Regions from separate parts of the Homo sapiens genome. Here regions 1 and 3 are each linked to region 2. A link is a loop called in an ENCODE intact Hi-C map of the cell type or tissue named here. Cell type or tissue: PC-9. All regions are shown on one strand. Links, peaks and the distances in the headings refer to the core of each region. The heading gives the core; the rest is flanking DNA. Region 1 holds the start of CISTR (chondrogenesis-associated transcript). Region 2 holds the start of HOXC12 (homeobox C12). Region 3 overlaps LOC105378250 (a long non-coding RNA gene).

What was found. A loop is a pair of places that touch in the nucleus more often than their neighbours do. Peaks named below come from ENCODE experiments on the same cell type or tissue, not always from the same donor. Only the 100,000 strongest peaks of a DNase experiment are listed, where the experiment ranks them.
Region 1: it touches region 2 in a loop (4-fold over the local background); 2 of 110 quality-filtered maps call a loop at or near these places.
Region 3: it touches region 2 in a loop (10-fold over the local background); 10 of 110 quality-filtered maps call a loop at or near these places.

What each region holds. Positions count from the first base shown.
Region 1 is chr12:53,742,199-53,752,380 of GRCh38, forward strand. CISTR (chondrogenesis-associated transcript) reads right to left here and starts at 9,781. Exons shown (of 3, transcript NR_186108.1): 1 at 9,576-9,781; 2 at 8,119-8,767; 3 at 4,139-4,650. The region is part of intron 1 of LOC105378250 (a long non-coding RNA gene); the gene reads left to right. RefSeq lists enhancers at 1,291-1,837, 5,539-6,067, 6,068-6,595, 8,156-8,744 and a silencer at 9,361-9,630. In PC-9, for the core only: CTCF peaks have their summits at 1,608 (motif pointing left), 1,808, 4,628 (motif pointing left) and 4,835; DNase peaks (open chromatin) are centred at 1,563 and 4,603; H3K27me3 peaks cover 433 bases.
Region 2 is chr12:53,949,409-53,959,590 of GRCh38, forward strand. HOXC12 (homeobox C12) reads left to right here and starts at 5,495. Exons shown (of 2, transcript NM_173860.3): 1 at 5,495-6,131; 2 at 6,920-9,548. The coding sequence starts at 5,522. The coding sequence ends at 7,158. It overlaps LOC105369775 (a long non-coding RNA gene), which reads right to left and starts at 7,019. Exons shown (of 3, transcript XR_944977.2): 1 at 6,934-7,019; 2 at 6,483-6,559; 3 at 3,977-4,871. RefSeq lists an enhancer at 2,134-2,721. In PC-9, for the core only: a CTCF peak has its summit at 1,229; a DNase peak (open chromatin) is centred at 3,813; H3K4me3 peaks cover 1,255 bases.
Region 3 is chr12:53,765,690-53,775,871 of GRCh38, forward strand. The region is part of intron 1 of LOC105378250 (a long non-coding RNA gene); the gene reads left to right. Among named protein-coding and RNA genes, the nearest start is that of CISTR, 19 kb to the left of the region's middle. In PC-9, for the core only: a CTCF peak has its summit at 2,227; DNase peaks (open chromatin) are centred at 2,192 and 4,792; H3K27ac peaks cover 2,310 bases.

The DNA.
Region 1 (10,182 bases), core at 787-8,786, 210 kb before region 2:
ATGCACTTCACACAAGCTGAGGTTTTCAGGCCACTTGTGTTGGGAAGTTCTTCCTTGAGTCTAACTTCAGATCCTCTTTGTCATGTTTGATGCCCAATAGGCCCAGGCTAAGTTCGTGAAACTGGGGCCTTGCACCTCCATCCCTCCACCACAGAAATGGAATAATTTCTTCTGGATGGAGGAGTGTGTCTGGAGTATAGGGACACTGAGAGAAGGAGGACTAAAGCCTGGCAGGTCACAGATGAGTCAGATCATTCTTTGGGAGGAGGGCAGTCATCAACAGGACAGTCTCAGAAAAGGGAGGTCAGAGAGCATCAGTTTCAGCCTGTACAGACAGCAGCCAGAGTCCTCAGAGGGGGGAAGATTTACCCAGTGTCCCCTGTTATGCAGTAGCTGCTTCTGAAAAACCCAGGCCCCTGACTCCTGGTCTAGGAGTCCTTCTTGTGCCCTGTTTGGAGGATCCTATATTCTGTTCTTATTCTCCTGGCTATGTGGGGGTCGGGGAGAGGGAGGATATTCAGCTAGGCCCAGGTGCTGCCCAGCTGTGCCAGCTGGGTCTTGAGGCCTCATTGCCTCACATGCACCATGCCTGTTCCTTCAACTCCCCATTCTCCCGCTGCAGGGTGGTGTGGTCTCTAAGCTCCACCTGAGCAGCCATCCACGTATTTAGTCGTCCCCTGACCCCAAATAGTTTCATACATATAGTCTGTCTTCAGCCTGAACTATCTCTCTCCTTTTTCCAGACCAGCCTCTCAGCATTTTACAAGATTGTCCCATACTGTCCTCCTCTAGGAAGCCCTCCTTGACTGATCCTCCTGGTTCCGGATCCCAAATGTTTCCTTTCGAAACCACTGCCAAGGTGCTTGCAGGCCTCTTCCTGTTATCTTGCCTGTTCCCCACATACTGGCACCTCCCTGTGAGCAGGGCTGTTTTTCTTCTCTCTAGGGATCTGCCTTCTTTCTTCTTTCCTGTCTTCCAGGACCCTCTTCCCGCACCAGGAGAATCAGTGCTGCAGGGGAGATTGACTGAACCCTTCCCTGTTTAATGTTTTCTGGGAATGGCAGGGATAACGGAGTCCCGTTGGGTCTCATGGTCTCATACTGAGGAGGAGGAGGTGGCGCAGACCCTTTCCCTGACCGGATCTTGGTGGCTTACTCTGGTGTAGGCTCCCCCAACCCCAGCTCCTGGTACTTCTGCTCTGGTTGCCTCTGGGCAAGTTAACAGCTCTAGGCTGCTGTGCTGGAGCCCCTGGGGCGCTGGGTGTGGTGTGGGCAGCGGCAGGCAGCCCCTCTGTGATTCTCAACTTGGGCTTCTCACCGCACCTGACTGCCTGCTCCCCCACTTCCAGGTTCGTGTTTCTCCGGTTTGTGTTTCTCCGGTTTCCCTTGCACCTTCCCTTTCCTTCTCCCTCCCAATCCTCACCCAGCCCATTTATCCGAAGAGCTGGAGTCCTTCCAGAACGTTTCTCCTTTCCTGGGTCCTTCGGGGTTGGCAGCCCCCAGGTGGGGAAGGGGTGAGTGGAGAATGGGTCCTGGCTCTAGTGAGGCACCAGGTCTAGCTCTGGATCAATCGATGCTTTGGCTGCCACCTTGTGGCAGATACGGAGAACTGCAGGATTGGGGTCCCTGCGCTGAAAGTGGGATCTTCTGGAGAGGGAGGAGGAGATGATGGCAGAGGTGTACATTATGAGGGTAGCAAACCTCAGATTTCCAAATTGACATTGGGGTCTCCTAATTCCTGACTGACAGGGAAGTAGAAACCTGCCAAGTAGCAAGGACACTTAAGGATGGAGACAGAGAATTAAAACACTGTCCTTCAGTCTCAAACCTATTGTTCTAATCCTCCTTCCCTAAAACAAAAACAAAAACAAAAACAAAAACCCTAAAAGGGCAACAGCCTGAAACTGAAGCAGAAGGAGCTGAGGTCTGATCTGCAGAAGTTCCTGTAAGTCCCAAAGTGTATTTGGATGCTCTGCCTGTGACTGTTGCACGGCTTTTTCATAGCTCCTCTCCACCCCCAGTCAGTGAGTCTCCCACCTTCTCCAGGCTCCTTAATCCCATCATGCTCAGTTCATTGGTCCTATTCAGAAAATCCTAGGTTCCTTAGCCTTTCTACCCAATCCTGGGTTGTGCCTATGACCAAGATGCTGATCTGGGAAGTCCCTTCTCTAGTCTAACTCCAATTCTTCCTATAGCACTGGAAATGGAGAGAACCACCATGCAGCTATCAGAGCTGCAGATGGGAAGCTGGGACCCTAAGAAAGTGGGGAAGATGAGGAAGGTTCTGAGGGAGGGCGGCTCTGCCACAGTTTCTCCTGCCATCTTCCTCTCCCCTGCCCCCTTGGATCCTTGGAGATGAAGGGGATGCGACAGAGTGGCCCACCTCACTGGAGAATTCTCTCCACTTGGGCTCCAGGATTCATAGGTACTGGGGGAAAGCGGAACTTCTGAGTTCCAACCATGAGCCTTGTTATTCTCCTCTGTAGAGTGGGTATTGGGGAGAGTGAAGATGGGGGTATTTGTCTCTATCAGGCCTTCTGGTCTCACTTAAGAGTCCTTCTGAAGTGTTTTTCTTTCTTTCCACTTAAATCCCAGGCTCTCAGAAGCTCTTATAATGATTCTTGGAGCTCCTATATCACTCCCCCTCAGTCCAGCTCCCTTCTCTGGTGAGCCAAGGGTCACCAAATCCTCCCTGCCATTCTCTCTCTGCTTCCCCTGGCAGTTCTTGGAGATCTTGGCCAGGAGCCTCGGCTCTGCAGGTCCCGGCGCCCTCCCTCTGAGGTGCCATTCCTCCCCTGCCTCATTTGCTGCCACTGACCTTACTGAGTTAAATTAAAAAGCAATGTTCTGTGTGCGGCTCCAGCCCTGTGGAGCTTGACTCTGGGAAGACGAAGACAATTACTGGCCCCTCCATCTCCCTCTCATCTGGCTGCCTTATAATTTTTCCCCCCGCTGCCTGGTATGCAACATTTATGTTTTTAATAACACCAGAATGGTTTTGACCTTGGGAATTCATAGCAGAATGGGCACTGCAAGAGGCCCCGACGTGATTGGCGTTTGTCTCAGTCCTTTGCAGGGACAAGACTCTGGTGCCTCCTGGATTCTGGGGAAGGTGTGTAGGGGCTGCACCCCATGCGGTTTAAGAAGAAATCTCAAAAACCAGAGTGGACAAGGACATGGGAAGGGGGGAAACAGAGGGGGAGGGTGTTGTCTTTTTAGGTTTCCCCTGGAGGATGAAAGTTAGAATAAGGTGTTTGAGAGGTTGGGATGTTTTTCTCCTCTTGTTTTATAGGAGGAATCCTAGATTGGGGATGGCATGGAATACGTGTGTGTGGGGGGGCAATGGGGAAGGGGTGGTGTGTGATGCAAGTGTATACACACACTCAGGCCATCAGTGCACAAGCTTGCACATATACCCCCGACACAATTGGATCCATTTCTCCTCATTTACTCTCAGCTTCTCTAGCTCTTTAGCTTCAAGGAGAGTAGATAAAATGAGGACTAGCCAGAGGACTGAGGTCAGACTGTAAGTAGAACTTACCAGCTGAGAGTAAAGGGGGCAGGGACAGAGTCCTCTTCTGGCTTGTAGACAGATTTTCTTCCCAATCCCTCCTACCTTTCTTCCTTTCTCTTTTCTATGCCTACCTCCCTGGGTGGCTCAGCTTTTGAGATGAAAGGAGAACCAGTGGCAGCAAGAAGAATCTGGAGGAGGCATGGGTTGGTCAGCAGAGGGACGGGAGAGGCAAGAAGCAGTGGTGGGACCAGCTGAGGGGATGCCTGGGAAGAGAGAGCTGAAGATCACGTGCAGGCCCTCTCCTCCAGGTGTAAAGGGCTGTGGTAAGATGGACCAAGGTTAGAACTGGGAAAGGGCTTCTGTGTCTACAGCTTTGAGGAGTTTCTGGAACTCCAGTGAAAAGGCCAAATTATAAATGAAGAGAAGCTTCTTTTGCAGTTCAGAAAGTAGGAAGAGAAGGGACAGAGGGCCATGTACCTGAGGATGAGGGGTGCACAGCCAGGTAGCTACAGCACACATCTGTGTCCTGGGTTAACAGTCTTGTATGCACCAGTTCCATATGTAAACATATGGAACACAGTAGCTTTGGCATTGATTGTTTAAGCCAGGGATTTGAGATGCTGTCTGGTTGTGGCCTGTAGGGTATGGTTTTATTTCAGGAGCTGCAGCTGACACAATGGGAAGACCCCTGCGCAGAGAACCAAGAAGTCGTGGGTTCTAGTTCTAGCTCCAGTTATCAGCTGGGACCCTAGGGAATGTCACGGAGGAGCGTGGGTGTCATCTGCTATACCATGAAGGAAAAGCCACAGGGTCCTTCTGTGCCAGCAGCCCCAGTGCTAGGAGAACGAGAAATGGAAGGGAGGCTGAGGAGGGCGATGGCATTTCAGGGACTAGAGAGCTTGAGAAGGGATGCAAGGATTCCTGAATTCTGAAATTCATGGGTTTTTGCTCGAGCTAAAGACGTCCCCGGCCTAGGGCAGCCCAGCCTGGCCTTGCCTGGATTCCAGACAGCATCCAGGGCCGACGTCTGGATCTGTAGGGAGCGCTGTTCTCTGCCGCCCTCCTGTGGCCGCTGAGCCCTTCGCAGATCGCTGCTGAGAAGATTCCGCTCCTCCGCAGAGCCGCGTTCCTCGCCCCCTGGTGGAAATTGCGTATATTACAAGAAGCGATCTTGGGTTTCTAGCCGCAGCTTTCCCCCAACAGTTTCCCTAGTTTTGGAGGCATTCACAACCTCTTCAAAGCTGGGAAGGTCTTCCGGAGATTTAACACTCTATACCTTTGCCTGAAGTTTTAAGTTCTGGTTTTGGAAAGTGGATAGTGGAGACAAGGGGCCGAGATTGAACAGAGGGCAATTTCTCTTCTTCCTCTTTGGGTTTCAGCCTACAACCCTGTATTCCTAGGGTCACTCAGAGTTTTAAAATCAGGGTCTGGTGACATTCCTGGAGAAAATGGATCTGGAGCAGACCAGGCATTGTGCTTCTGGGCTTCTTGGAAGTTGCACCTGAGCGCAGTCCGTCAGTGTCGGCAGGGAGATGGATTGGCAGGAGCCAGGAGGCAGGAGGCAGGCATGATGGAGGGAGATGGCATATTTGACAGATGCTGACAGGGCTCGTTATTTGCTAGCTTTGGAATCCCCTCCCACCCACCAGGCTGCCCTTGGCCCTCCCCTCCCTGCACTCAATGCTCATTAGTGATTGCCTGTCTTTGGGGGAGAAACCCAGTGGGCCAAGCTCCGTGGGGGTGGGCAAGGGAGGGAGAGGAAGAGGAAGAGGAAGGGGCAGGGACACAAGGCAGATGCTGGATAAGTCGTGGTTGGAATGACTGGGATTTGGAGCTGAGATTTGATGATTACTGGGATGCTTGGCAGGTGTAGCTGGGGATATTGTCCAGGGGCCAGATACTGAGTTACTGGGGGTGGTGGGTCGGGAGGCATATTAAAAGGAATTGAGTTCCACTGATTTAGGCACTGATTTGGGGAGAACTGATAAAATAGGAGCTGACCATTTTACTGGGGACTTACTATGTACAGGGTAGGTCTACAGGTGCTATGAGGGGATAAAAGACGCACTCCACCTATTTCCTGCTCCCCTTCCTGTGTTTTGAGACCTGCCACATCTCCCTGCACTTGTTGCTCCATGTGTGTCTGAGGGGTGCAAGGTGCTGCCGGGCTGGGGATGTGGAGACAACTCTCCCAAGCAGTTTGTGACCTTCCCACACCCCCTTCCAGTAAAGCTCCTCCAGTCGGCTTCCCACCTCTCCTCATTCCTTTTCTCTTAGAATGTACAAGACATGTAGATATCTGGGTGGGAGAGGGGGCCCTTGGGTGCCCTCCCAGAATTTCCAGTGGCTCCCAGTGGAGGAACTGGGTTGGGGGCAGTGGTAAGCCATACTATCCCGAGAGGCCAGGGGAGCAGGCAGGGAGGGGATCTCCATTTGGAGTGTGGAGAATGTTCGATGAGGAGGAGAATGCTGCAGTCAGAGACCGCGCTGCATCCTAATCAGCGCTGCGGAGGCTGCACCGCGGGCCGTCAATCTTCCACACAAAGGGCCGCCCGCCCTCTTCCCTCTCCAAGCCCTCCGCGCCAGCGCCCCCCCAACTCCATCCCCAACACTGCGGGGCAGGAAAAGAGGCAGAGAAGGGGGGAGATGACGGACACACAGACAGGGACAGAAAGACCCAGTAAATTGAAGCCAAGATGGACAGAGTGGGACCCATAAGGCAGAGTGGGTCCCAGCACTCTGGAGATGAAGAGAGACGGACAGAGGGAACAGAGACACTGCCGAGTGGAAAGGGAAAGACAGAGGAGAGACAGACCTAGAGACAGGACAGAGCCAAGACAGAGGAGCATCCAGAGAGCAGACAGAAAGATCGAAGACTCACACAAGGCCAGAGCCACCCAGAAACCAGCCATAGCAGAGCAGTCACGGACACAGAGGCATGAGAAGGTCCCAGGCCCAGGGAGAAACTGAAAGCCATGTACCCCGAGCCAAAGGCACACTGACCCAGGGCCAGGACCAGGGCCAGGGCCAGGGCCGATAATATACCAGAATGTATCAGTAGACTGAGAGAAGCAGAGAAGGGGAGGGAGAAGATGGGTTTCCAAGGAGAAAGGAAATGAGAGTGATGGTGGGGAGGCAGTAAGAAGGGTCAGGTAGAGGTTGCAGGGGGTGAGATGGGGATTCTGGGTTGAGGGCTCTGCTGGCCTTCCAGGGCCTGGGACTCAGGTGGGCGGGGAGGCCTATATGTGTGAGTGTGTATGGGTGTGTGTGTGTTGTGTGTGTGTGTGAGCAGGAACCTGGCAATTCCAAGCTCTTCAAAATGCCAGAGTTGTCTGGTGCTGAACCAGACAGCCACACACCCTCCCTCTGCATGGACAGCTTGGAGCAGTTATGGTGGGGTGTAGGGGAGAGAACAGAAGAAAGATGGAAGTTAGAGAAAGACTGAGAAAGAAAAAGAATGGCAGAGCCCCAGCAGAGATCAAGGGGAGAGAAAATGATATTGAAAAAGGGAGTAGAGAAATTGGCAGAGGACAGTCAGAGAAAGACAGAGGTGGAGAAAGAAATATGATGGAGGCAAGAAGTGTGTGTGTGTGTGTGTATATATATATATAAAAGACAGGGAGCAGAGAGTGCCTCTAACTGCAGGAGGGCGAGAGGGGCACGGAGAGAGAGGGGGCTGTTGAGAGGGAGGCAGACTAAGGGGAAATGGGGAGGGAAGGCAGGCAGGGCACCTATCTACCTGGAGATGCTGGGCTGGAATCAACCCAGCATCATGTTTACCTGATGAAACAACCCTGCAGTGAGTTGGGGAGGCAATCAATGAGTTTTTCTTTCTTTCTTTTTTTTTAGGGTGACCCTGTCATTTTCTTTAAGTACAAAGAACCTATTCCAATGCATGCTATCTCCTTTAACATAGCAGGTTTCAGCAACTGCTGCAGGTGCCTGGGTCATTCCTGGCAATTTCTCTTTGGGGATCACCTTTAGAGCCTGCAGTATAGCTCTGAGCATCTGCACCAGAGGCAAATTTGTATCCTTTAGGGGTAGATCTAATTTTTGAAAACAGCCTAAGTGTTAGCAATCAAGGCTGGAGAGTCAGGTGAGGACCCAGCTGGGGAGCAGTATTTCCAGTTAAAAAGAAGGTGAAAATGGGAAGACATAGAGGAGGGTGTGCCCTCCTCCAAAGTGGCTCTGAAAGGCAATCCTGAAGGGGAACCTTGCAAGATATGACAGAAGGAGATCTTCCAGTGGCTGCTTGAGGGCCAGTTTCATTTTTCTGTCTATTAAAACTGGGCAGTAATGTTCCCAGGAGCATTCACAACCTGGCACTGGAGGGATGAGGCCTGGCATCTGATGATCTTGGGCACAGTGGTGCTGGCCTTGGGGATCTTACAGTCATCCTCCCTGCCAACATTATGTTTATAGGTGCAAAGTTACCCCGTTGACATTCACCACAGCAAAGATCAACAAGTGCAAATGACTAGGGCAAATTCAGAATCCAAGCCAGTTAGTTCATCAGGGAAGGCTGCTAGGAGTGGGGGAGTTAGAGAGGTGTGCAAAGAGAAACCCAACAGGGCATGCAATAGATTAGGAGAAGAGCAGGAGTACCTCTGGCTGATGGTGCTGAGGCAGGTGAGCAAACCACAAATGAGGCTGTGGACAGCTTTGCTAGCCTGGAGCAACGAGCTGGATTCAGGAACCAGCATGAAGGGGAATGGAAGGGGGCAGGTTTTGAAGTCAGGCTGGGTGATCTGAATTTGCTGAGAGAAACTGGGGCCCAATGGGGATGCACTAACGTGTCAGGTAGAGTGTGTGAGTGTGTGTGTGTGTGCACTCACACTTGTCTGGATAGGTGTGTACTTAAGTTTGCATGTTTTTTTCTGTGTGCGTGTGTAGGGGCATATACATCCAGGTGGCTTTGTGCCATGTGGCTTTGTACCCCAGGCTCTTGTCTATCCATCTGTGTGACTGGCATGTGGCTATGCCTGAATGCGTTTGTTCATTTGTGTGTTTCCATGTGGTCATGTGCGAATGGTATCTCAGTTGCTTTTTGTGTATTTTACTTGGCTACGTGTGGCGAAGGGCAGCGTGTGTGTTTTGCGCGCGTGTGTGTGTGCGTGCTCGTGTCTGCAGGAGGAGTGGGGCCGGCAGGGAGCCCTGGCTACCCAAGCATTGCCGTCTGTCTCTCTCCCTCCACTGGCTCCATCTGCCGTCGCTGAGGTCGTGACAAGGAGGCAAACAGCAAAACGGCAAACAGCTACGGCGGGAGAAACAAGAACATTGTAAGCCCCGCGCAGACTGTCCCTGTGGAGGAGAAAGGCACATGAGCAGCCAAAGGGACGGACACTCACACACACACACACGCACACACTCACTCCTGCGCACACAGGCTGCTCCGCGGACACGCTTCACGGAGCAGGTGTGCCCACGCGCAATACCCTCCTGGCCCACAGGCCTCCGCACGCACAGGACACACACACACACTCTCTCCTGGCCTCCCTCCCGCCGCCCCTCCTCTGAGCCCTGCGGCCCGGCCTTCCGCACCTCCCAACGCCTGCAGGGGTTGGGGGCGCTGGGGCTCGGGGCGCTCACTCGGACCTCGGAGCCAATCGCCAGAGATCTAATGGCTCCTTTGGCAGTGGGAAGGGGTGTGCGTGGGTGTCCTCTCCTTCACTCTTTCCCCAGCCCTGTCGCCTCCCACCCCCCTTCCGGCCGCGGCAGTTTCCGAAATCGCCCGGCGGCCGCGAATTCATTAGTGGGGGGCGGATGTAAACGCAGCGCGGTGGAACGTTTTAATTAGGCCTGAACAATAAACAAGCTAAACGAGGCGCGCAGGACTCCCTGGTGGGCCCTCAGCCTCCTCCGCGCGGCGCGGACTCATTACGGCTGCAGCCAATTTCATGCCAGCGCCGAGCACTGGCTGGGCCGGGAGTGGGGTCGGGGGTGCGTGCGGGTGCGATCCGGGCCTGCAGGGTGCGGAGCGGGGGCGTCCCGGGGCGAGGGCAGCGGGCCGGTTCCCGCCCGCCCGGGGCCGCGGCTTCCGCATTTCTGCACCATCCACCTGCCTTTTTCAGTGTCCTTGAGATGACGCTCCCTCCCCACACCAGAGCGGCCGGCTGGAGAGTCTAGCTTGCTTTTTAGGGTCTCTCTCCCGCCTCTTTTCCTCCCCCGCTCCCTCTCTCCTTGCGGCTGACTCCAGCTCCCCCTCGGTGCCCGTAACCCTCCTTTCCTCTTTTTGCCGCAGTCTCCGTCTCTCTTCCACAGGGTCTCTCCCTCCCCCTCTCCCCGTGGTTGTCAGACTTTCTCCTGGACTTTCTCCGCCCCGCACCGCCCGCCCCGGATGCCGAGCGTGGTAGACTCTGCAGCCGGGCTCCTCGCTGCCCGCTGGCGCTGCCTACACCCCCTTGGGCTCCCCTCCAAGGTCCCCTCCGCTCGCCCCTCTCTGCCCGCTGCCGCCGCCGCCGCCGCCTTCCAGGCCTCTCTCCACCCTCTGTCTCTTTCTGCCTGGGTTCTTCCTTTGGGCCGTCTACCCTCGGGTTTCAGGTTGGGCATTGCTCCCGCACCCTACTAATTGGGGCTCTTCTGGACCGATCCAACCAGCGAAGTCGAATTTGGCTCGTGTCCTTCTCTCCCTTTTTTGCGAAGCTGCAGACACTGCTTGCTGGCCCTCCG
Region 2 (10,182 bases), core at 694-8,693:
AGGCCCCTGGGGCAGCCGCTATCTCTCTGAACAGCCCTCCTATTGGAGGTGGGGTCCATGCGGCAGGCAGCCCCTTCAGTGGCTCCATCTGTTCAAAAGAGAACTCCCCACCCTAGGATCTGCTGGGATCTGTGTTGGGTGGTATTGGAGCCCACCCCCAAGAAAACTCCAAGAGTGGTTCAGGCAGATGTATATCTAGACCTGCACTGGTGGAGAATTGAGGGGCCCTGGGGAGCTAGGGACTTCTGGGAGGAGGAGGAGGGGGCCAGAGCCTTTTCAAAACCAACCAGGCTCTTCCTCTTTTAGCCTTGACCGTGACTAGGTCTTTCTGACCTTGACATCACAGGGAGCACAGGGAAGGGGGGGGAGGGGTGGAAAAGGCCTTGATCTTCCGGTGGCCAGCGAAGGGGAGGGCTGCTTGCCCCCTTGACGCGCCATCCCCCTTCCCGCAGGAGCCCGCCGCCTCTGTTTACACACAGAGGAGGTGTCGTCTCCAGTCTAGACAAGGGCGCTAATAACGCCCATAAAAGGCGGCCTCTCCAGAGATGCTCTGGCAACTCCGCTCCCGCGCGCCTGCCGCTGGCCGCTTTCTCCACCTCCCCCCGCCCCGCCCTTCTCTGATACCTTGGCGAGGCCGGCGCACGGGCCTGGGGACGGGGAATCCAGAAGGCTTCTAGAGGCTGAGAATTCCTATCCCTCACCCTTATGAACCTCTTCTGTCTCCAAAGGTAAGTGGACCCTTGTTCCTGTCCGCGCTCTCCCAGCCTAGCGAGCCCCGGGGTTGGTAGTCCATTCCCCACCCCCACCTGCCTCCTGGTGGGGCCCATTGCTCCCACCCCAATCTGCCCAAGCCCCTTCCTCTGCCCGGAACTGGGGCCCCAGGTTTGGAAAGCAGTTGTGTAGCGGTGCTCAGCAGACCCTAAGCAGATCTCAGCTCCTCCCCAGAGCTGGGCCGGGCCAGTGGACAGGGTCAAAGCCAGAAAAGGAGGCCGAGGGGTGAGGGCACACCGGGTAGTCCTCACCCCCACCCAGCTTAGAGGTCGGTGGAGACGATTCACTGTTGCATTGCAGGCGGCTATGGGTGTGGCATTTGATGTGATTTTTTTTTTTAACTTGGTTCCCACACCTTCCCTGACACTCAGTAATTCACTAGGTGGAGGAGATCCTCTGCTGGTGGAGGGGGAAAATGTCAGAGCTGCGGCCCTATTTAACTGTTAGCGCGCCACCGAAGGAAACACAAAACGGGGGAAGGTGGTCCATTTAGGGATGCTCAGGTTGGGGTGGAGAGATGGCCTCCCAGATGTCCTTGCCTGGGGGCTCTCACTTCCCCCGCATTTTCTGAGAGGCAATCGGGCTGGAATCTTTTGGTGACAGAGGACTAGAGAAGCCGCGGGAGAACTGGAGAAGGTAGGGGCTCCGTTGGCCCCAGGCTACTTGCCTGAGCCTAAAAGCCTTACTGGGCTCCGTCACTGAGCGTTCCTACAAGCCTCCCTCCTCCAGGCTGCAAATCCCTAGAAAGCAGCACCTGGGGAAGGGATTTCCCAATCTGCTCTTTACCTCCCGGGCACCGGCAGGGAGGGCTGGGAGCCAGGTGGGCCCCAACCCCTGAAGGAGCCTGGAAGCCATGAAATAGGAGACTGAGCTCCCTACTCTACCCCCCAGCCTTGTTTGAACCCGACAAAAGTCAGGTCCCAAGCCTAAGTTGCCCCGAAGGGGCAAGGCAGACAGGGCTGCAGGGTTGGGCGGGGGGCAGGGAAGGGGGCAGGCCCTCCCACTCAGCCCCCTTCTCATCTTCCCTTCTCTCCGCCGGCCAAATCCCTGCTCACACCCCTGCTGGTGCTGAGTCCCGGCCTAATTTGCATACGAGGCAGAACCGCTTTCTGCAAACTAGACAGTGACCTTGAACTGGGCCGCTGCGGCCTCTGGACAGACCAGGGGTAAGGCAGCACTGCGCGGAATCACTCCCGACCACGGGTCGGCGGGGGAGCCAAAACGCAGTCACTCACAGCCGATTCCCCGCGGTCTAAGCCGCCAGCAGCCACGTTGCCTCTCCCACCAGAATCAGCGTAGATTTTATAATTAACTCCTTTCGCTGGGCTCAGCCGCAGTGGAGGCTGCTAGGATGCAGGAGGGATGGAGGCACAGAGAAGGTGTGAGAGAGGCGGCGGGGCATCCAGCTGGAGGACGAGCTGAGGGACACAGGCTGCCTTGGTCTTCAAGGAAAGCCTTGGACCACATCCTTGCTTTCAGCTTTAATTAACCCCGAGTTAATGAGCGAGGCTTAGTAGAGCCTGGCCAGCTGCGGCGGGAGCCAGTGGCCCAGGGGCCAGCAGGCAGGCCACCGCTCTAGCCTTGTGATCTGATAAATGTACGGGAGAGTTCGCACCAATCGCTCCACGGTTTGGGTGCCTCGGCCTGACCACCTATAGTTTTGCGCATGGTCAGCGAAGTGCCGGCGGGTTAAGCCCGGCTAGACACGGCTGCCCCGACTCCTTGGGATGCGAGTCCCTCGCCCAGCCCCAGCCTGCTCCCGGCGAACAGCTCTCGCCGAGGCTGGATTTAGATTTTAAGCGTCTCACCCGAGCCTCCCGCCGGCCCCGGGGACCCAGACTGGGAGCTGCATTTTTGTCCGAGCCCGGTTAAAAAACGGGTGCCTGAGTTGCGTGTGTCGCGGGGTTCCTTAACCACAAACGGAGCCTCGGTGGTGCACCGGAAGGCTGGACGCTTAGATTACCTGGGTCCTTGCCAGAGTCCTGAAAACCCCTAGGTTCCCGGTGGGTCTCAGGGAGCAGGACACCGGGGATGCGAATTTTGCTAGTGGTTGTCGACAGCTCTCCCTGAGAGGAATCAGGGTCAGCTGCAAAGAAGAAAGAGGGGTTTGTGCGTGCTTCTTTGCCCGCCGAATCCAAAACCTGGGGAAAACGGCCCTCTTTGATGAGGCTAAATCAGGCTAGAAGAAATGCGTGCCTGGAAGAAGGACGCCTTCACCCAATCTTCATTTCTCCTGCGTTGCATCCGCCGCCCTGTGGCCGCTGCTCCTCACGCTCAGCGGCCTGGCCTGGGAGGGCAGCGAGCAGAGCTCCCGGCCTGGGAGTTGCCTGCTGGGGTGGAGGGAATGGGGAGAGGCTGAGACCTTCCTCTTGGGGTCCCTCTTCTAGGAGATTGGAATTATCTGGGAAGGGAAAAGAGAATGAGGAGAATACTCCACCCCTCAAAGGCTAGTGATTATTTGGCAAAGCCCAGCTCGGCATCCCTCACACCAACAATAGCGGCTGAGCGCAGAGGCCTGGAGAGCCTGGGCGCAGACCTAGCTGCCCGCACGATGTTCTGATTGAAATCAACAGCAATATTAATGTCACACCCTGTTTATCTTTATGACCAAATTAACCCTCAAATAAAATGTTTTTTAAAAACTAAAATTTCAATGGCGCTCATCAATGTATCTTGAGAAGGGGAAATAAGATGTTACAGATGCTGTGACCTGGAATTTGCAGCTGAGAGATGCTCCTCTCCGTAGCCTCCCAGCCCCTTATCAGTTAGGCACAAAAAGGCCAATCCAGGCTGAGTCTCCTGCTCATTCCTTGGCGCCACCGGCTCTAACTGAAGGTGGCGGCTTCGGGTTTGCAGCCCATGGCTTGCCCTAAGTTCCGACAAGTGCGCCTAACGCGGGGCCGGCTCCTGGGGGCGGGAGGGGCTGGACCAGGCCGGGCAGCTAGGCAAGCAGGGGCGGGGAAGGGGAACCGGCCAAGCAGGGCAAGGGACAGGCACCGAGCTGCGAGCTTCGAACTGCTCCGGGCAGGGCGGCGCCCGCGGGGACACATTTCTGTCGGAGTGAGCAGCTACGGTTTGGGATATGAAATCGCCCGGGGAGCGGTGGAATTCAAAGAATCTGCGTTTCTCTCTGCCGCGTCCTGCAGAGGAGAGAGGGGAGGGAGAGGAAAAAAAGGGAGAATCTTCTCTGCTTCGATCTGCTTTTGCAGCTTTGGCTTATTCTCAGGCTTTCTCTGATATTTAACTTTCACCTAAATGGGTTTCTTTCTCATTCTCTCCGAATCTCTGTCTCCAATTTTCTTTCAATCTTCTGGTATTTTTTCGTATTTAGACGTTTACTGAACTATTTATCCAACCCTGTATTACTTAAGCCATGCATTGGTTAGAAGCTCGAAATAATCACATGGAAATTCGAGTGTTTTTTCTATTAGACCCCAAAAGGATACATCTGGTTTGGGGGAGTTTTATTTTGTCTTTCTTTTTAATCCGCTTGGCTGTGTTCTGTGGACCTAGTTGAGATCGGATTGTGGTTTTGCAGATGTTGATTATCTCACCAATGGCCAGCATTGCTTCTCGGCCTTCTCTGGAGGGAGCTTCTGAGTTTGCACCATAAATATAATTTCACCCCCCAATAAGATAATTCTTCAAGGGTTTTTTCCCTCAATCCTAGCCCCCTCAGGAGGCAACCTACTGCGGGCCTCTGCACTGCTATCTGATGGTCCCAGGGGCAGGCTTGGCCGGTTCTGGGGTGCAGTTGTCTCCTCCGCAGTGAGAATTAGGCCCCTCTCAGCCCAGTCAAGCCCTGTTAGGGGTCCAAAGCTTCCCACTGCAAAGACTCCAGGAGGCCCCCAGAAGCTCCTCAGTTCCCCGGAAATGACAGCAGAAGAGTAGTTCGCCCCCAGATTTTCAGGAGCAGGCAGGCAGGTCCATGTGGAGCTAGGCACCTCCTTTTGCTGCATTCTCTACCTCCCTTCCGCATCCTTCCTCTAGCCGTGAGTGGAGGTGTGAGGCTGGGTGGCTCCCGGCTCCAGAGGAAAACCCGGCATTATCAATTATCCTTGAGTATTGGGGAAGAGGACTCCAAATGTCTCTCCAAATTCCTGAGGATAAAGAGCTGATAAAGAAGTGTGCAGCAGCAGCTGGGGCGGGAAGAGATAACGGCAGGGAAACCTGTCCTTACCCCCACTTCGCCTCTACTGTAAATAAACCCCGAGCCAAAGGGCTCATCCGTCTCCTTAAACAGTCAGTAAACTTTATATGACACAATATCTAATAGTAATTTATTGAGGAGATATTGTAAATTCCAACGGTTTTAGTTAATAAAGAAGCTAATTAAAGAGGGACAGGCTGTGCTTGGCCAGCTGTTGGCGATAAGATAATATATGGGGGGGGGTGCAGGTTATAGGGGTGTATATATGCGGGCATTTTTTGGTGTGTGTTTTTTCCCTTTTGCCCCGTGTTGGGCAATTGCTTTACTCTCTGCGTTAGGTTATATACATTGTTTTAGAAAATCAGTTCAGCAAATAAACCTGCCCCCGCCCTTTGTTACCCCACTCACCCCCAGGATTGGGGAAGGGGGAAGTTAGAGTGCGGGATGGGATGGTGGGGGGGGGGGATCGGTTGTCCCCACCCCTCCCCCTGGCGGCCGTGCCCACGTGAGTGGGGCGGCCAATGGGTGACTGGTGCAGATTTAACTATGTTTAATGTCAGATAGCAATAAAGTAGAAGCTGCCGGTCGGGCCCCGCGGAAATGGGCGAGCATAATCTCCTGAATCCCGGGTTTGTGGGGCCGCTGGTAAACATCCACACGGGAGACACCTTCTACTTCCCCAACTTCCGCGCGTCCGGGGCGCAGCTTCCCGGGCTGCCTTCGCTGTCCTACCCACGCCGCGACAACGTGTGCTCCCTGTCCTGGCCGTCGGCGGAGCCGTGCAATGGCTACCCGCAGCCCTACCTCGGCAGCCCAGTGTCTCTCAACCCTCCCTTCGGCCGCACGTGCGAGCTGGCGCGCGTGGAGGACGGCAAGGGTTACTACCGCGAGCCGTGCGCCGAGGGTGGCGGCGGGGGCCTGAAGCGTGAGGAGCGCGGGCGCGACCCGGGAGCCGGGCCCGGGGCAGCGCTGCTCCCGCTGGAGCCGTCGGGGCCGCCTGCGCTCGGCTTCAAGTACGACTACGCGGCGGGCGGCGGCGGTGGCGACGGCGGCGGCGGCGCAGGACCTCCGCACGACCCGCCCTCCTGCCAGTCGCTGGAATCCGACTCCAGTTCGTCCCTGCTCAACGAGGGCAACAAGGGCGCCGGCGCAGGCGACCCCGGCAGCTTGGTATCGCCGTTGAACCCCGGCGGCGGGCTCTCGGCCAGCGGTAAGGACCCCGGCCACTCAAGCGGCGGATTCAAACCCGACCTCTTACCAGGGCGGGCAGAACAGGACTGAGCTAGGGACGCCCAGGGTGACAGAATGTGTGGCGAGGAAGAGCTTCTTATAAAATGAAGTGCGGGTGGGGGGAGCCTATAAACATGTAAACATCCCCACAAAAGAAATGGAGAGTGTTCCTTTTTCGTCTGCCTGCGGCTGGAGGCGGCAGGGATTCCGGAGTTGGGGGATCCTGACGGGGACTCCCCAGGCCTGGGGGTGAGGAGGTGGGGACAGAAAGCCCGGCCCTAGTTCTCCCAGGCGCCTCTCCCTCCACCTTCCCACAGACCCCATTACTTACATTTCGAAAGAAATGCCAGTGGATGCGTTTACTCTGCCATTCGCCCATATCTGTTGTAACTGATCCGGGATCCAGTCCTGAAGGATGTGAGAGGAAGGGACCAGGAAATAGGGAAGAAGAAAATTGGGGAGAGGTTTGGGAAAAAAGGAGGGGATAGGGACTTAGAAGGGTCATGAATAGTGCAGCAGGAGGTAGGGTTGAGGAGGTAAGAGCAAAGAATGAAAGGAAAAAAAAGAGTAAAGAAAGTGGGGGAGTTGGTGGGGATGTGGGTCTGGGTAGAAAAGACGATTCAGATGACTGGCGGCAAGGAGAAGGGAGAGAAAGGGCCTGGAGTCCAGCTGTGAGGCGAAGGTGAAAGGGTCTGGGGAAGGGCCAAGGGCACTGGACTGGTCACCCTTTGATCCTTTGGCCAACCCCTGCCATTCATCTCCACCCAGGCGCGCCCTGGTACCCGATCAACAGCCGCTCTCGGAAGAAGCGCAAGCCCTATTCGAAGTTGCAACTGGCAGAGCTGGAGGGCGAGTTTCTGGTCAACGAGTTCATCACACGCCAGCGCCGGAGGGAACTCTCAGACCGCTTGAATCTTAGTGACCAGCAGGTCAAGATCTGGTTTCAGAACCGGAGAATGAAAAAGAAAAGACTTCTGTTGAGGGAGCAAGCTCTCTCCTTCTTTTAAGGTGCAGGACACGGGCGCCAGCCCCAGACTGAGCCTGTCCCTGGCAGAGAGCAAAAGAGGGCGCCGCCTAGAACACAGTCCCCACTTAGAACGCCAGGCGTCTCTGGCAGGCCCTCCCTGGATATCCTCTTGTCTGTTTTGTTCGTGGTTCCCTCCCATACACACCCAAAACACCCTGCCAGGTCCCAGAGAGAAGGGAAGAAACCTAGCCAGGGAGAGCAGAAGCCGGCAGCTGCCTGCGGTTGGCAGGGGCAGGAAGGCTGAGGTGCTGCGGGCTGGTTTATTTGAGGCAGGACTGGGGCACTGCACCTCCGCTGAGGATCTGGAGAAGCAGCGGCCCAGATGTCCCCTTCCTCTACTTCCCTTCCATGGTCTTAATTCTCTTTGCCGTCAGGAGCAAAGAGCAGGGCCAGTGGAACCAAGGCACCTCAACCTCACAGTTCCTGGGGTTAGAAGAGGCTGGGAAGAGAGAGGAGGGTGGAGGGTCAGCGGAGAGAGCTGAGGGAGTCAGGTGTCTCTGGTAGGGCTGGAGGAAGTGGGGAACCAAGGAGGAAGTGTGGTTTGTGAGAAAATGATTAGCAAGAACCAGAGTCTGCTTGGGTCTGGGTCCCCCAGGACACCCAGTGGGCAGAAGCTTGGGCATTTGGCTGGCCGGGCTGTGGACAAGGACTATCAGCCTCATGTTCCCTCTAGGACCAGAACAGTGTCCTGGTCCCCAGCCCTCTCCTGATCCCGCTGCCCGCACCGGGCGAATGTCTGTTCATAGGTGTGCTGCCATCCACTCCTCCGTTGCCTGCGGTGGCTGCAGGCCTGATGCAGCAAGCAGGGACCTGAGAGCCCAGGGGACACAGCCTCAGGTTCAGTAGCCACCCCAGAGGTCCCCAGCTGGCTCTCCAGAAAGAAAGTGCAAGAGGCTGTAGATGGGGCTACGGAGCACCACACTGATTGGCCGGGAGAATTTCTGACAGCCACAGCCGAGGCCTCTGATTCTCCCTTCCCCGCTGGCGTTCACGGTCACTGCCTCACGGGCCGGCCAGAGGGTGGACCAGCGTAATTTACGAGGCGGGAGGAGAATTCACCCTTAAAGGGGCTACCAGCCATTGAGGTCCCACTCAGCCCCAGTTTCCCAGGCCCGTGAGAATGAAGGAGGGGGGCGCTCCAGCCCCCCACCCAACTCCCTTCTCTCTTCCTCGCCCGCCCCCCAACATTGCCCTTTGTCTTCAGAAGGGCTGCCTCCGCCTCCTGGCCTGCAAACCTCCACAGCCTAGCACATGGACCAGAGCAGAGGGAGGGGCACAGCCCTAGAACCCATTGGAGGTCTGAGAATGGCTTCTCTGAGTGGGAAGGACTTTCATCCAGACTCCTTCAGACCCCAGCCCCAGCCCAGTAGACGCTGGGCTGGCTTGGAAGAGAGGAGCAGTGAGAGAACCATCAACCTTTCTGTACTTCATTTTTATCCTTCTCCCCAAGAGTCCCCCAGCCTCCCATCTGCTGTCCGGCCCTTTCCAGGAGCAAGAGGGGTGAGAAGCAGGGCACTGATGGGAGTTAACTGCAGCCTGGACAGTGTGAAACTGGCCTGCTGGCTTGGAGTGTTTCCCATATGGGGAGAGTCTCCCCTAACAAACTCTCCAAAGGCAATCCACCGAGCTTTTTACTCTCCCACCAGCACACAGCTTCTGTACAGGCAGAGGCAAAGGCAAACACATACACACAGCTGAGCCCAGCACAGCACTGGGCCCACCCCACTCTCCCTAGTGCACTCGCAAGCAGGCAGCCTCATAATCCCCACATGGCCCAGCAGAATGGAGATAAAATCACATGCCTCCATCCCCCGCTGGGTATCTGACACCTGACAATTCCCCATCCACACATACTTGCTTCACCCATGTACAAGTTCCCCCAAATTACCACCATTCCAGCTGTCTGCAGTCTCCTGTGGTCTTCCCCTGGGCATGAAGCACTCCCCACCTTGACTGGTCACCCACTGTACCCCCTTTATGCAGCCCTTCCTGTGACCTCTGGGCTCTAGGGTGCTGGATTTGAGCTCTACCACTCCAGACTAACCTGATTCCCAATCTAATAATGAAGAGGGACCAGAACACTCTAAAAGGAGTGAGGGGACAAAGATATGCAATATTCTCTTTCCATTTGCTTTAAACTTGACTTCTGTGAGGTTCTCTGTCAATCTGTGTCTTGTTCTCTGTGTCTGTCGCTGGTACCTAGTGTAGTCCCTGTGGATAGTTGCCCTTCCCCTAGCTGCCTCCCCAGCTCTCTGTAGTGTAATTCTCCTATTCCAACGTCTGTCTTTAGCACGTTTTCCCTTTATATAGTCCTTGTACAGAGTTGCTTCATCATATTAATATTGATAATAATAATAATTAAAACATGAATTATGATTATGTGATTTTTTGAAAACAAAAGTTCTACCCCAAAATAATGGGAGTCCCAGCCTCTTAGCTGTTCTCCACTTTATTTTCTCCAGCTCAGGTGAATAATAAAAATAATAAATGTGTAATAATAATGAAGGAAGAGTGGTTGCAGGGGCAACAAAAATACATAAGCAACCAAGATCTGTTGATGAGCTACCATCTCCAGTCCCAAGCAATTATAGCAGAGAGAAAATTGGGGGGTGGCAGACTTGGGGGAGGAGAGGGAGCTTTGAGAAGTCATGGGGCCATAAAAATAATGTGGACAGCCTAAAGGAGGTTGAAACCAGCTTCAGAAAAGGAGGTCTGTGCTTCAGGAACTTGACAAATAGAAGCCAGGATAGGGGCACTGGTGAGCTGAGCTGGATACTGGGGCAGTAAGAGTAACCCATAATCCCGGGGCTGAGATGGAGGGGGGTTGGTGGGCCTAGAGCTTCAACCGTGTGGTCTTAATCCTATGGCTTCACTCTGAGATGACGCTTGTGTATTGCAAGATGTTGAGAAGGGGCTAAAGACCCCTTGGAACTGGCAAAATAGGCTCCACCTTTTGAAGCCAGCGACTCCCTCTAGCCCATGCCAGAGGAAAGCCCAGGCCCAG
Region 3 (10,182 bases), core at 1,387-9,386, 180 kb before region 2:
CTTTCTATTTTCCTTTTCAGCACAGACCAAGACTGAGAATTATTATTATTATATTTTGGTATTTAGATTTGTATTAGAATCTGTAGTAAACATTTAACTGGATAAGTGCAGTTAAGCGAACTGGATTTACTGGTTCAAAGCATATGTAGAGTTTATTTATTTATTTATTTTTGTTTTTGATGGGAGGCATGGAAGGAAGGCCTAAGTGAGGTTTGATTTATTGGCTCATAGCAAAGCTTCTCACCACCATGAAGATGTAGACTGAACTGATGTTTCCCAGGGAAACCAAATCCCCATATGGAGCAATTACCCCCTCTTCCACGAAGGTTTCTCAGACTGACCTGAGGTGCAGGGAAGATACTCCCTAATCTTGCCAACACTGGAAAATGAAGCCCTTCCCACTCATATCTTCTGTCAACTATGATGTCATCTGGGATCTTGGCATGCCCTTGCCTCTGATATAAACACTTTTCTGTGTATTTCTGATTGAGGATTATACGTTTCAGTCCATGGTTTACATATCTTTTACTTATTTTGAGGAGTGGGGAAGTAGCCACAAAATCTCTTAAATGTAAGCTCCCAAAGAGGGGAATTCTTTATTTGCCACCATTTGTCTTGCATTGTGTGTGAGTGTGTGGTGATTTGGTGGTCGTTGTGGTGGTAATAATTTAGGGAAAAAAGACATTGCTTTTGCTCGAATTCCTTTGCAAAAGGAATCATTTTGGTGCTTGAATTTTCTAATTTGGAATTTGTCTTTGTATTCACTTACACTTAGTTGAAATCTGATTTTCAGTAGTTTGAATCCAGCCTTTGTCACTTAGAAACTTTCAGTGGTATTCACTTGAGGGAAACATCAAACCATATAGAGGTCATCCAATTTCTCACTGTAGACCCAATCCAAACTAAACAGAATGCATCTGTGAACTTATTTATAGACAGTACAGGACAAATGGTAGTAAACAGAGAAAATTCTCTTTCCTAGGAGCTTACAATATAAAAGTACTTCATGGACACTTCCCCATCCTCCCAAAACAAATGAAAGTCCTATTCTAAACAATATTCAACCATTTGATCATTGGAGCACCCCTCCTTTCTGCAGTCTAAGCTGAGATTTCTTTATTGCAGTTTGAGTATCACACCAGGTTGCCTAAAGCCAAAGTATTAGGTGACTTATTTTCACAATTAACTAAAGCAATGAAAGTAATAAAACTGTATTGTTTGTCAATTTGGTCATTGGACTTCAAGGGGATGACACTGGAGCCAATAGTGTCACAGATAACGTCCTTAGTCCCAGCCAGTTTGGGTTACTTCCTTTGCATTTTCACTTTGTGGTGTGGAAGAGACTTGGACCTGCATTCTTGTTTCATTATCTCTGTTGTCACCACATTGGGCTGTAGATCATGGGGTGCTTCCTTGGCTGTGGCCAGTTAACTCTATACCTCAGGCTTCAGCTGGGGAAGAAGAGGCAAGCTGAAAGTGTCATCAGGCAAGAGCTGTGCTACTTCGCTGCACCTAACCATCTACCACTGCTACCCTCTTCTCTAACCAGGCGTCTTCCCAGTGCAAAGTTCTAGGCCAGTGAGTTATGCCATTCTGTCCTAAAACCTCCTGTGCAAGAGACCCATATTCACTGCCAACCAATCCAAAGGAACGGGGAGCAGAGGAGGTCAGTCTGATGGAGAAGGCTGGACACATAATCAAGGCACAGACACTGGCAGTGCAGCAAGGAAACAAGTTAGGAGCAAATGGACAGAACTCTGGACAGTAATGAGGGGACGAGAGCAGGCAAAGAGGGCATAGCAGAGAGGTCAGATATCTGTAGGTGTGGTTAGATATGCTTCCTGAAGGAGAGTCTTGTTGAACAGTTTGGAAAAAGGGTGTTCTAGGCAGAGAGGGACTGTCCATGTGATGGTTGAGGTGATGATAGCAAGATGTTCGTATATGGGGAAAGATTGGTCCTGTTCAAGCAAAGAGCCACAGAAAAGGTTAATAATAAGAGTAACGGTTAGGGGAACAATGAAAAGAAAGATCTGGAAATACAATCTTAAAAGTTTGGATTTAACAGAGAGCAGAAAACTGCAGGTCTGGTAGGGAGAAGGTGTAGGGTGTGTGTGTGTGTGTGTGTGTGTGTGTGTGTGTGTGTTGCTTTCAATCCTTGAAGAACGTGTCATTTTCCAGAAGGAGGGTAGAGGGCACTCACACTTCAGTTATCTGCTGCAATGCAGCAATCATGGTGAATGTGATTTAGGGCTGTAGCCTGCTTTAAAGAAGGGCAGCACTCGGCCGGGCGTGGTGGCTCACGCCTGTAATCCCAGCACTTTGGGAGGCCGAGGCGGGTGGATCATGAGGTCAGAAGATCGAGACCATCCTGGCTAACAAGGTGAAACCCCGTCTCTACTAAAAATACAAAAAATTAGCCGGGCGCGGTGGCGGGCGCCTGTAGTCCCAGCTACTCGGGAGGCTGAGGCAGGAGAATGGCGTGAACCCGGGAAGCAGAGCTTGCAGTGAGCCGAGATTGCGCCACTGCAGTCCGCAGTCCGGCCTGGGCGACAGAGCGAGACTCCGTCTCAAAAAAAAAAAAAAAAAAAAAAAGAAGGGCAGCACTCTCTGATGGTTGCTGGGGTGAATCTGAGTGAGATCTGTGAGGATCTCATTGTTTAGAGTTACCAACGTTAAAGGCCAGGAGGGTGGATCAGGGAGTATAGCAGGAGGCTGGGATGCAGTCTTTGCCAACTGTAGGAATCTACTAGATAGAGTTCTGGTGGGAAAAATGGCATGTCAGCTAGGTTGAATTCAGGCCTTGGAAAATATATATCTGAAACCAGTGATTTCAGCTGAGATTCCTTAGGTTTAATCCAAATTTTCATGCAACGCCCCCGAATAAAATAAGGATGCTTTGAGGCTGCTTTGCCAATCCCCTTGTCTTTGGCCATATCTGGGGCTTTCTTCCCTTGGAAACTGAAATGGAAAAGTAATTTATCTTCTTCATGGATTTTCCTATACTGATAGCATGTTGAGAAAACTCATTATTTCTTATCTCAAGTTCATATTCTTTAATAACCTTAAAAAAGAACGAGGCAATCTAAAAATAGAAAGGCTAAGAGATCAGTGTTGATGCCGGATATCCATTGGTCTTTATGATTATTTCCATGAATGATTAATAAATATTAGAAATGCTCTAGTTGTCATGAGCTCAGAGCTAGACATGGACATGGGGCACACTAATACCTGTTTTTGATATTCTGCTAAGTAAGGCCTCTGGCTGTCAAGAACAACCAAACCAGACCGAGCAACCTCACGTAGCTCAAGTCCTTCTCCCCAGTATCACCATGAATTGTTAGCTCTGGAATGGGGTTAATCATATTTTAGAATGACTGACAAGCTGACATTTTTCTGGTACTGGGTTCTCCTGAGTTAAGGATCAGGGATTGCCATTCTCTGGCAAGCATCCCCCCACAGTCTGCTTCTGATTGGCAGCCAAGTCTGGGGAGCAAATGGCCAAGTGAATTAGAAAGCTTAAAAGATGTTTTGTTAAACCATCCTCATTAAACTGGCACCGTCTGCCTTCCTACTCTCCTTTGTCCCAGTTGGGGCTGTTCTTCGTGACAGATGTTTCCTAACGGTGTGTGCTGGTAGCATCTGGAATCCTTAGGTGACTGCTGAGGTTTGGGAAGGCCAAATCTGGAGGTATGTAGATTGTCAGGGAAATTGCAACCATTTTCCTGCCATTGGGCTACCATAAAAAAAAAATACCCGCTTCCCTTCCCACCACCCCATTTTCCTTTGGCCAGTGAAAATCAAGCTTTCATTTCCTTCTCTAGCACTTCCTAACCTGCACTGAAGATGGTTTTTTTCCTCTCAAGAATGAGGTAGTGAGTAGACAAGATTTGGAATATGATGAAAGAACAGTGTGATGGAAGAAGTCTCAGAGGGGTTACTTATGTTTGGCATCTAGAGATCTTTTATCCTGTATTTTCCACTAAAAATCAAGCAAAAGCCAATGGGTTAAAGTTGTGGGAGTAGGAATTATAATTAGATGTAAAATTGTGTCTATGAACTATTGGAATAGTTACAGGGATGCTTTGGAATCTCCTTTCTTGGCATCTAAAAAGATTGTCTGGAGAATTTTGGCACCTGATTGGATTAGAATTTTAGCAGGAAATGGTTAAGATGGAACTTTCAGATTTAATGATTTCTCTGCTTCCAGCTCTGGCCTATCAGTGTCTATGTGGGAGGAAAGAGAAGACATTGGCAGGGGATGACCTGGGCATAAGGGTAAGAACTGGTTCAAATCCTCTTTTAATAGCCATGCCCTTAGACTCCTTGTTCTTTGTGGAGACTGGGTGCCACAGTAGGAAGAACATGGGCTTTGACTTCATGAAGAACCATGTTCAAATTCTAACTCTTCTTTTTACTGGCTATATGATCTTGAAAAAGTTATTTAACCTCTCTTCATCTTCAAGATCAAAGAATAATACTTCTGTCATGGAGTAAATAGGGGTTAAATGAAATAGCATATGAACCTTGCTTGCAGCTCAACACATTCTGGTTCCTTTCACCCCTCTTTCCACGTAACTCTAATTCTTGCACATAATTCTATCCCTGGCATGCCATTTGACAGATATTTTGCTCTGTCTCCAGCCTCTGCACATCTTCCCCAATGCTTCTTAGCATTCAAGCCTAGAGCTCTGATTTATTAATTTGTGTTAGTCCCACAAAATGGCAATAACAGTATGTACTTTTTATAACCATACTAACATGAGTCAAGGTTGTGGTTTCATTCCAGGCATTTTTACTTGCTGACAATTTTGGTTGTAAATCAGAGACAAAGGAGTTCTATCTTCCCACCCACCTCTCTGATCTAGAGTTCTTGATTCAGGGCTAGATCATCTGGATAGGATTTCCTTCCAATAAAAAAATGATGGCAAGTTTGTTTATAAGATTATTCAGAGAAGAAAAATCCATAACCTTTACTGTTGGAATATTCTTGTTTTCCTCCCAACCTTTTAATTTGAAAAATATTAACCTACAGAAAAGTTGTAAAATAGTGTAATTAATACCCATTCATTTTTCACCAAGATTGACAAATTGCTAATATTTTGCCACATTTGTGTGCTCTCCCCTTCTCTCTCATATATATATATGTGTGTATATATACACACATATGTAAAGCAGTGCCTATTCAAATTTTGCTAATTGTCCACTGATTTTTTTTTGAGACAGGGTGTCACTCTATTGCCCAGGCTGGAGTGCAAGTGGCATGATCACAGCTCACTGCAGCCTCTACCTCCTGGGCTCTGGTGAACCTCCTGCCTCAGCCTCCCAAGCAACTGGGACTACTGGCACATGCCACCATGCCAGACTAATTTTTTTTTTTTTTTTATAGAGGCAGGGTTTCACCATCTTGCCTAGGCTGGTCTCAGACTCCTGGGCTCAAGTGATCTGCCCTCCTTGGCCTCACAAAGTGCTAGGATTACAGGTGTGAGCCACTGCGCTAGCTGAATAATTTGTTTTATAGTGAAATGTTTCTCCCTAGCCCTGATCCAATTGAAGTTTATGCACTGTATTTTGTTATCATGCCTCTTTATTCTCCTTTAATCTGGAATCATTCCTTAGCCTGTTGTTCATAGCATTCACAGTTTTGAAGAGTACTGGTCAGTTGTTTTGTAGAAAGTCACTGGGTCTAAATTTGACGGATTATTTTCATCATTAGATTCAGATTAGGCGTTTCTGGCACTTTTGGATTAGATAAGAACATTTTTAAAGACAGTGCCACGTAGACAGGGAACATGTCTTTCCCCTGCCTGTTGTGTTCTTAGCACCAAGCACAGCGACTGGCATATAGTAGGTGCTTAATACTTATTGAATGAATGAATGAATGACCTAAAACTTTCACTGCCATGTAGGTCCATTATTTTTCTACCTGAAGAGAGAGAGAAGAGCAGCCTTCTCCTAAATCCTAGTTTCATTTTTATTATAAATCTTTGGGCTGAAAAGGGTAACCCAAGACTTCTTTAATGAGACCACCGAGAAGGGAATATGAGGGAGGGACTATGGCCTGAGGGAAGCCACGGAGTTTCTGTTTACCCAGGGCGAGTGGTGGTGGTGTTCATACTGTGTAGAGACAGGGGGATGAACAAGGTGGTCCTCAGATGGAAGGAAAAATAACACACAGAATCCTAGAGTACCTGGCCTGTTTGCTTACTGAGAAAAATTAGTCATTTAGGTTCCCAGATTTGACCATACTTCCCTCTCCTAGCCCCCATTTGAATCCTAAGAATGCCACAGTGAAAATTGATTTCTGGCCCTCCTCCTCTCCCAGAGGGGACAACTCCATAATTCTCTCTTTCTCCACTTTCCACCCCCCTGCCCTCACCACACACAAGTGTGTATTTTCTAGCATTTATAAACGGTGGTTGGGAGGCCATTCTCTCCAGATTATTTATTGTTGAGAAAATCTATAACTCCTTGGACTTCTCATTTTGATGTAGAAGCTTTCATCCCTGTTGCCTGGGGGAAGTGAGGTTATGAGAGGTACTCTCTGCCTCTCAAAAATGTGTTTTCAGGCTTCCCTTTGGGGCCCTTTCTCTCCCTAGCTCTGATCATCTCAGACATTTCTGACAATCCTTGCTGAGGCATCCAGGGCTTGGGACTGAATTCATCTATTTAATTTTGCAAGGCTGGTGAGTGCCTGATTCACATTGCTCCTGCCCCTTTTCTGAGAATCTACCTGCCTTTGTCTTTGCAGTCCTTAATTTCACCAGTTTCTGGGAAAAAGTATCCTTCATCTCCATATCGGCTCTTGGTTACCAAGAAAAATGGAGGAGATAATCCAAAATAGTGAATGAGACGAAGATTATTATTTTTTTTAAGTGATTGAATCCTGGCTAAAGATAATCCATGAAGTGAACAATCTGGATGAAAGTAATCCATCATGTTACTCTTCCATGGGTGGGTATATGGCATCTGGAGAGGGAGGCTGGTGGGAGAGGGCCTCAGCTTGTTTAGCTCTCACTTTTTTGTCAGAACCATGAGATGTCTGTGGAGAACTCTGCAGAACCCATTTCTATGCTGTATTTTTAAACTCTGGAGGAGGCCTGTTCCATAGTTTGAGAACCAAATACTTAGTTCAAAGAACATGACAATCAGTAGCCAATATGCAAAACTGCCACTTCATCTAGGGTTTCCATGATACCCAGTGTGAAAGTCAAAGTCCTCACAGTGACTCTATGGCCCGCCATGAATGATCCGGCCTCCTGATTTCTCTCTGACCTCATCCCCGACTACTTCTTCCTATCTCACTCTGTGCCAGCCCAAGATGGTCAGGTGCCATTCCACACCCATCAGGATGGCTATTATTAAAAAAACAGAAAATAGCAAGTGTTGGCGAGAATGTGGAGAAATTGGAACCTTTGTGTACTGCTGGTTGGCAAGTAAAATGGTGCAGCCACCGTGGAAAACAGTAAATTGGTGATTCCTAAAAAAGTAAACTTAGAATTACCATATGACCCAGAAATTCCACCTCTGGGAATATATCCAAAAGAAATGAAAGCAGGGACTCAAATTGATATATGTACACCCACGTTCATAGTAACATTATTCAGAATAGCCAAAAGGGAGAGGCAACCCAAGCATCTATTGATAGATAGACAAACAAACAGATAAACAAAATGTGGTATATACATAGAGAGAAATATTAGTCACTCTAAAAAAGGAAGAAAATTCTAATACACGCTACAACACGGATACTCTTGAAGACGTTATGCTAAATAAAATAAGCCAGACACAAGCAGACAAATATTGTATGATTCTATTTATATGAGGTACCCAGAATAGTCAAATTCATACAGACAGAAAGTAAAGTGGTGGTTTCTAAGGAATGGGAGCAGGAGGGAATGGGAATTTAATGTTTAATGGGCACAGAGTTTTAGTTGGGTAAGATGGCAAAGGTTTGGAGGTGGATGGTGACGATGATTGACCCTCATGTGAATGTATTTAATGCTGCATTTATTTATTTATGAGACGCAGTCTCACTCTGTTGCCCAGGCTGGAGTGCAGTGGCACGATCTTGCCTCACTGCAACCTCCGCCTCCTGGGTTCAAGCAATTCTTCTGCCTCAGCCTCCCAAGTAGCCGGGACTACAGGTGCCTGCCACCACGCCCAGCTAATTTTTGTATTTTTAGTAAAGATGGGGTTTTACCATGTTGGCCAGGATGGTCTCAATCTCTTGACCTTGTGATCCACTTGCCTTGGCCTCCCAAAGTGCTGGGATTACAAGCGTGAGTCACTGCGCCCTGCCTTATATACTTTTATTTTTACTTTTTTAGAGACAAGGTCTTGCTCTGTCACCAGGCTGGAGTGCAGTGGCATGATCACAGCTCACTGCAGACTTGACCTCCCAAGGCTCAGGTTATTCTCCCACTTCAGCCTCCTGAGTAGCTGGGATTACAGGCGCTTGCCACCACATCTGGCTAATTTTTCTATTTTTTGTAGAGATGAGGTTTTGCCATGTTTGCTGGTCTCAAACTCCTGGTCTCAGAAGATCTGCCCGCCTTGGCCTCCCAAAGTGCTGGGATTACAGGTGTGAGCCACCATGCCTGGCCTAATGCCACATTTAAAAACAGTTAAAATGGTAAATTTTATGTTATGTACATTTTACCACTATAAACAATGGCCAGAGTCTTTATATTTGCACTTCTCAGAGATCTGCACCATTGCTTTTTCCTGCACCTGCTCCTGGCTGCTGGTGAAGTGTCATCTCAGCAAGGCCTTCTTGGACCACTTGTTTTAAAATCTCAACTCCCATCCTGATCACATCCTAACCTTTACTTGCTTTACTTTACAGCACAAACCACAATCTAACACAATATATATTCTGTTTTTTTTTTTTTTTTTGAGATGGAGTCTTGCTCTGTCACCCAGGCTGGAGTGCAGTGGCATGATCTCGGCTCACCGCAAGCTCTGCCTCCTGGGTTCACGCCATTCTCCTACCTCAGCCTCCCGAGTAGCTGGGATTACAGGTGCCCGCCACCACACCTGGCTAATTTTTTTGTATTTTTAGTAGAGACAGGGTTTCACCGTGTTAGCCAGGATGGTCTCGATCTCCTGACCTCGTGATCCACCCGCCTCAGCCTCCCAAAGTGCTGGGATTACAGGCGTGAGCCACTGCGCCCGGCCTAACACAATATGTATTCTTACTACTTGTTGTTGTTTGCTTCTTCTTGCTGGAATGTAAGTGACTTGAGTGGAGGGATTTTTTTGTGTGTGTGTTTTAATTGCTGTATCCCCAGTGCTGAATAGTTGAGGACCGGTAAATATTTGTTGAATGAATGAATAAGGGACCATGACTAGACATAGACTTCTAGAGAAGGCACACACAGAAAGAGAATATGAGAAGATTCTGTTTTTTGTTTGGCCTTAACTAATTTCTTCTAGACCTTGGATATATAACTCAGACCCTGTGTTCATGATGGCTTTTATACAGTTTACCTTTTCTTACGTGTTTTGAACTGTTTGCATTTAGAGCTGTTGGTGCACTGCGTACGCCATGGTTATTATTATTTAAAGCGGTCACCTTGAACACAAAGCCTCTACTCTTGTATTTCTGATTGCCTCCAACCATAATTGCAGAGGTACTTGAGTCAGGGCTTTGGAAACTCTGGGAAAGCTTAGATATCCAGAAACCTTTACTTTTTTTTCTTTTTCTTTTTTTTTTTGAGACATTGGTTTGACTGGCTCCAGAGTTTTCATTCTCTGGAAATTTTAAGGAAGAGCAAACTTATATAATTTGGGATCAGGAAAGGAGTTGTATTTACAAGCAAAGAGATTGATATAATCTCTAGGAGATGTTGCATTTTAAAGTCCACTTCTTGGAAGCTTTGAGACCTGAAATAATTATGTAGCAGCTCCATTGCTTTCCTCTCGTGAACGTTTATCAAGTTTCTAGGAGAGCACTTTGTGTCCACACTCTATTTGAAGTTGTTCAGCAGGAGCCATGAGGCCAAACTTCCGGATTGGCAAGATTGTTAGCACCCCAGCACGGGAACCAGTGGAACTTACTTCCTTGGAAAAATGTTTTGAAAAGGAAAGGTCCTGAGTGAGGGTAGTGCCCTTCTTAGAGACAGAGGAATGAACACAATGACCTTCAGGATGAAGGAGAGTGGGTGGGGTTGGCTGGGAAAA